Linked DNA regions of Homo sapiens: region 2 is linked to region 1. A link is a contact called in ENCODE Hi-C or POLR2A ChIA-PET data. All regions are on one chromosome and are shown on one strand. The core of a region is the stretch at or near the end of the contact, and the rest is flanking DNA. Distances in the headings are between cores, read along the strand shown.

Region 1 (2,755 bases), core at 221-2,720:
CCATGTTGGCCAGTCTGGTCTCTAACTCCTGGCCTCAAGTAATCCACCCACCTCGGCCTCCAGTGTGCCCAGCCAGCATTAGGTTTTCAGCTGTCAGTTGTGTTTGTGAGTACTGCTTATTGCCTTCAATGGGTATGCTAGTACTGCTTTTTCTAAGCCAAATTCCCTTTTGGTTAATCAAACATTGCTAACTGAAATCTTTTCCTTTGCAGATATATTTACAGTAGATCGAGTTAGAGTACTTTAATCTTCTTGCTCTGTCTACTGTGGGAAAGAGAATATGCGAGGACTCTAAGGATCTTAATAGTGTGTCTTCCATGGAGCCTCTTACCCTGAGTATCAAAAGCTCTGGGCCAGAACTTTCATAAAGTTTTTGACTGGTGGGAAGAAGTATTCCCATTAAAGTGGGTTGAGGTTTAAAGGGGTATTAATCCCACTCAGATTTCAAAGTTATGTGGTCAAGTAGTTACAAAGAACTTAGTGTATACAACCCTCCATGGTAACCCCCCTGCCCACCCCCATCTCTTTTAAGGTAGACCTCCTGCATGAACTTTCCTCCAGGGCCAGCCCAGCCTGTCCTTGATACACACTCACATCCCATTCTTTTCTCTGATTCTCTGAAGCAGTGGTTTGCAGGGGGTTTTTTTGTTTTGTTTTTTTTTTGAGACAGAGTCTCGCTCTGTCACCCAGGCTGGAGTGCAGTGGCGCGATCTCGGCTCACTGCAAGCTCCTTCGACCAGGTTCAAGCAATTCTTCTGCCTCAGCCTCCCGAGTAGCTGGGACTACAGGTGCCCACCACCACACCTAGCTAATGTTTTTTTGTATTTTTAGTAGAGACGAGGTTTCACTATGTTAGCCAGGATGGTCTCGATATCCTGACCTCATGATCCGCCTGCCTTGGCCTCCCAAAGTGCTGAGATTAAGGCATGAGCCACCACACCCGGCCTGCAGTTCTTTTTAATTGGTGATGCTATTTTGTTTTATTTTCCTTCCTAATTAGGTTATATCAGAACCTTAAGAAAATAAAAAATCTCTCTCATTGGAAGAACAGAAAGCTACTGCTGTGACCTTTATCTTTGTCTCCCTGTAATACTTCTATGGTATGCTCAAAAACAAAAGACTGGCCAGGCACGTTGGCTGACGCCTGTAATCCCAGCAATTTGGGAGGCCGAGGCGGGCGGATCATTTGAGGTCAGGAGTTCAAGACCAGACTGGCCAACATGGTGAAACCCTATCTCTACTAAAAATACAAAAAAAATGAGACGGGCATGGTGGCATGTGTCTGTAATCCAGCTACTTGGGAGTCTACGGCATGAGAATCTCTTGAACCCAGGAGGTGGAGCTTGCTGTGAGCCGAGATCACGCCACTGCACTCCAGCCTGGGTGACAGAGTGAAACCCTGTCTCACAAACAAACAAACACAGACTTACATTCCAGCTCACCGCCTAGAATTTGAGCCGCTTGGTTGCCTGGGTGTGGTCACTCATAGCCAGTTTTTTTTCTGCAGGATTTTCAGTCAATGCATCATCGGAGCGACTCAACATGGGTGAAATCGAGACGTTGGATGACTACTGAGCACCTGCCAGTGGACTGGCCATCCCTCTCCTGTCTGCCGACTATGGAGTCTCCACCTTTGGACACAACACTTACTCACCATTTACTCTTTATCACTCTGCAACAAATCACAGAACCGATCATCTCAGGCTTTTTCTTCTGGCCCTTTGTGTCCAAGATTCTTTAATCCATTTTTGTTGGTGAACATCTCAGACTATAGATAAGTGGACTGGACCCTGTGTCTTGGGGGTGGCAGTTGGGATTACTCCCCAACAAGGCTGATTTTAGGCAGCATGTGTTCACTGTGCTGTGATTTCATCTACTGTCTCCCAGAAAGTGTGTTGGGATCGGCCATTAGCAGCTTGCTTTCTCTTGTCACTTTTTTTCTTCTATTTTGTTTTTTCTTCTTCTTTTTCCCCCCATCAGGGCAAATGGTCTAACTGGTGCAATCATGAAGAGAGTTAATGGTTAACAGACATTGGCCAATAACAAAACACCCCATGGACTGTGACTCGAGTATCCAACAGGCAGTCAGAGCTCTCCCGGTCTGAAAGTTGCATTGCCACTGCTAACTTTGGGATTGCATCAGAGAGGCCCTGAGTGGGGTTGAGATGAGGTTGGTTTGGTTTGATGTTACACACTCCTCACCTGTTCTTTCTGAGTGTCCTTTCTCTGAAAGGATTTATGTTTTTCTTCGTTAGATAGTGACTTCTGAGCAAGCTGATCTCCCCTGGCATGCTCCAACCTGATTGGACAAAGGAAGCTCTATGGCCTGGGAGAGAGACTATTCTTAATTTTTCTTTCTTACAAAAACTGATTTTTCCCATAAATATTTTTACTTCAGAGGACTAGGACCATTTTGTTTTGGGCCCTTCTGCTGAAAATTTGTCTCGTTTAAGAGGCAGCTAGAATCTTTACCATATGTATGAATTTGTATAATTTCATTTTTGGATAGGGATAAACTTTTGCTTCTGATAAAAGCCTGGAATTTCATCTGGTCCTCAGAGCATTGCGTGTGTGTCTTGCTGTAGCCCGGAAAAGGTTTTGTGTAAAGATTCTGGGATGGCAAGTTGTTTGCCTTTTCTGAAAAGAGAACATACAGAACCTGTCCATCTTTAAGACCTTCATCCATGGAATCTACTATACAGGAGGATGCAGTGGGCTGGAGGGGATGGGCGAAAATGGGAGCAGGAAGCCTGGC
Region 2 (2,991 bases), core at 192-2,691, 310 kb after region 1:
GCAGTCCCAGGGATCTAGCTAAAATGCAGGTTCCGACCCAGTAGATCTTGGGTGGAGCTCAGGGTTCCAAGTTTCTGACAGGTTCCCAGGCGACTTGAGCGCTGCTGGTCGGCCCGTGGGACCCATTTTAAGAAGCAAGAACCTAGAAGAGGCATTGGCCAACTTTTGCAGGAAAGGGAAGGGCCTGACAGTAAATATTTCAGGCTTTGCAGGCCACTCAACACTATTCCTCTCTGCCTTTCTGGTGGGAAAGCAGCCATAGGCAACCCAGAAAGCGAATGGGAGTGACTGTGTTACCAGTGAGACCTTCCTTACAAGCACAGGCGGGAGGTGGCTGGCCCCTGCCCTCGGTCCCTGTGCACCAGGTTGGATCTGGAAACGCTGGTGTCAGTGGAGAGTTGCTGGCTTCAGAGAGCAGTAACAAGGGCAAGAAGTCTTCATAAGTGTAGGAGTGCAAGCCTGTGTGTTTGTGTAGGATGTGTGTGTGAGTAGGTCTGTGTATGTGAGTTTGTGTGAGTGACAGCGTGCATGTGAGTGTGTGAGCCTGTGTAGGTGTGTGAGAGTTTATGGATGTGTGTTTGTGAGCATGTTTATGTGAGTCAATGTGTGAGCGTACCACCCCATATCTATGAGTGTGTGTCTATATGTGTGTGAATCTATGCATGTGTTTGAGTGTGTCTATGTGAGTCTATGTATGTGAGTCCGTGTATGAGTGTACCACCCATATCTATGTGTGTGAGTGTCTGTATGTGTGAGTCCATGCATGTGTGTTTGTGTGTGTTTATGTGAGTCTACATATGTGAGTCCGTGTGTGAGTGTACCACCCCGTATCTATGAGTGTGTGTGTGTCCATGCATGTGTTTGTGAGTGTATTTATGTGAGTCTATGTATGTGAGTCCGTGTGTGTGTACCACTCCATATCTATGAGTGTGTGAGTGTCTATGTGTGTGTGTCCATGCATGTGTGTTTGTGAGTGTGTGTTTATGTGCATCTGTGTGTGAGTGTACCACCCCGTATCTATGAGTGTGTGAGAGTCCATGCATGTGTTTGTGAGTGTGTTTATGTGAGTCTATGTATGTGAGTCCATGTATGAGTGTACCACCCCATATCTATGAGTGTGTGAGTATCTGTGAGTCCATGTGTCTGTGTTTGTGAGTGTGTGTTTATGAGAGTCTAGGTATGTGAGGGTGGGTGTCCGAGTGCATGTGCATAAGTGCTAGAGCCTCTCTGTGTGTTTGTGTGTGTGTGTGTGTGTGCCCGTGTGTGCACGTGGGGTGGTATACACACAGGGCTCCAGGGCTGGCATCAGGGGCGAGGCCAGTGGTTTTTGGTGGTTGGAGTCAGTGGAGTCAGGAACAGGACAGAGTCCCAGAGATAACAGGAAATAGAAGAATTGCTGCAATCGAACGTGCAAAGCTCTCTCAACTTTTCTGCTGACAAACCGCAAACTGCCCGCGTCCACCCCCACTCGTCCCCCTTCCTTCCTGCCACAGTAGAAGGGTGGGGCTGGCGTGGCTATCCTGGCTGCGCCCACGCCCTCCTGCTGCCCAGCAACCGCCCCGGGTGTGGATTCCATCGCTCCCTGGGCTTCCAGTCCCTCCCACCAGCCCCTGCCCCGCTGTGCAGAATATGCTCGGACCTCCTAGGGCCACATAAAACCACCCCCTCAGCCAGACCAGTTCCTGGTCATCCTGGCCTCAGGGCTGGGCACTGGGTCAGCTTCTGAGCAGGCAGGAGCTCTGCTCATGTGGACCTGACACACATTGCATGAGCAGACGGGAGGAAAAGAAGCCAGTTCCTGGGAGGGAGTGCACTGGCGAAGGAGTGTGTGGCGTGGGCAGAGAGCAGAGGTCAGGGGCCTCCCTGAGAAGGGCAGTGCGACTGGCATCTGAGGGGTGAGGAGAAAGGCCTGGCCAGAGTCCCAGCTTTATGACCATTGCAGGGCAGCTTCTGGGCTGTGCAGCTCACACACACCTTCCCCTCCTTCCCCTCCTTCCCCTCCTCTCTGCCCTGGGGCCAGCCTCCCTCCTCCACTCCCCTGAAATGGCTCCCAGCCATAATTAGCACAGGACAGAAACAGCAAATGCTGGTCGGTGTGGTAGGCTCACGCCTGTAATCCCAGCACTTTGGAAGGCCGAGGCCGGTGGATCACTTGAAGTCAGGAGTTCGAGACCAGCCTGGCCAACATGGTGAAATCCCATCCCACTAAAAATACAAAAATTAGTTGGATGTGGTGGTGCGCACCTGTAATCCCAGCTGCTTGGGAGGCTGAGGCAGGAGAATCGCTTGAACCCGAGAGGTGGAGGTTGCAGTGAGCTGAGATCATGCCACTGCACTCCAGCCTGGGTGACAGAGCGAGACTCTATCTCAAAAAAAAAAAAAAGTCCTTAGAACAACCAAGGCCTTTCTAAGAGTGTGCCCTAAGCAAGGCTGTGTGCTGAATGCTTTGAATCATCTCATTTGATATAAACACCCTGCTAGGCACGATGGCTCATGCCTATAATCCCACACTTTGGGAGGCCAAGGTGGGAGGACCTCCTGAGACCGGGAGTTTGAGACCAGCCTGGGCAACATAGGAAGGTACCATTTCTACAAAAAAAAAAAAAAAAAAAATGGCATAGTAGTGCATGCCTGTGGGCCCAGCTACTCAGGAGGCTGAGGTGGGAGGATCACTTAAATCTGGGAGGTCAAGGCTACAGAAAGCCATGATTTTGCCACTGCACTCCAGCCTGGGCGACACAGACTTTGTCTCAAATTAGAAAAAAAAATACAAACACTCGGGCAGGGACTCTTATTATTCCCATTTGCAGATGAAGAAACAGAGTCTATGGAGATGATCCATAACTTGCCCAAGGCCCCGGGATAAGAATGTGGTGGGCAGGGATTGAAACCAGGCTGTCGGGACTGGAACCAGTTGCTCAGTTCCAGGTCACCCTCCCAGGTTGCGGGCAGAGGGGCAGGGCTGGAGAGCTAGGTGCAGTGGAGAGGGCT

What was found. Hi-C counts contacts between places; a loop is a spot of excess contacts on that map. ChIA-PET counts read pairs that join two places held with the same protein, here RNA polymerase II (POLR2A). Pooled maps may share reads with other maps.
Region 2: a loop to region 1 is called in a map of PC-9, with 18 times the contacts of the local background. The contact joins two enhancer-like sites. A Hi-C loop is called at or near these places in 3 of 168 maps with a recorded cell type or tissue (PC-9, heart right ventricle and mammary epithelial cell), 1 of 37 single-sample maps with no recorded cell type and 4 of 50 pooled maps. POLR2A ChIA-PET finds 5 or more read pairs at or near these places in 1 of 52 experiments (B cell).

Annotation. Positions count from the first base shown.
Region 1 is chr2:232,855,286-232,858,040 of GRCh38, forward strand. GIGYF2 (GRB10 interacting GYF protein 2) reads left to right here. Exons shown (of 29, transcript NM_001103146.3): 29 at 1,508-2,755. The coding sequence ends at 1,575. Among named protein-coding and RNA genes, the nearest start is that of SNORC, 14 kb to the right of the region's middle. Within about 2 kb of position 1,471, at least 6 of the 41 ENCODE cell types and tissues checked have a DNase peak (open chromatin) inside an H3K27ac peak, as active enhancers do; they include PC-9, where a contact is called at or near this core.
Region 2 is chr2:233,164,615-233,167,605 of GRCh38, forward strand. All of the region lies in intron 13 of INPP5D (inositol polyphosphate-5-phosphatase D), which reads left to right. Among named protein-coding and RNA genes, the nearest start is that of ATG16L1, 86 kb to the right of the region's middle. Within about 2 kb of position 1,442, at least 12 of the 41 ENCODE cell types and tissues checked have a DNase peak (open chromatin) inside an H3K27ac peak, as active enhancers do; they include PC-9, where a contact is called at or near this core.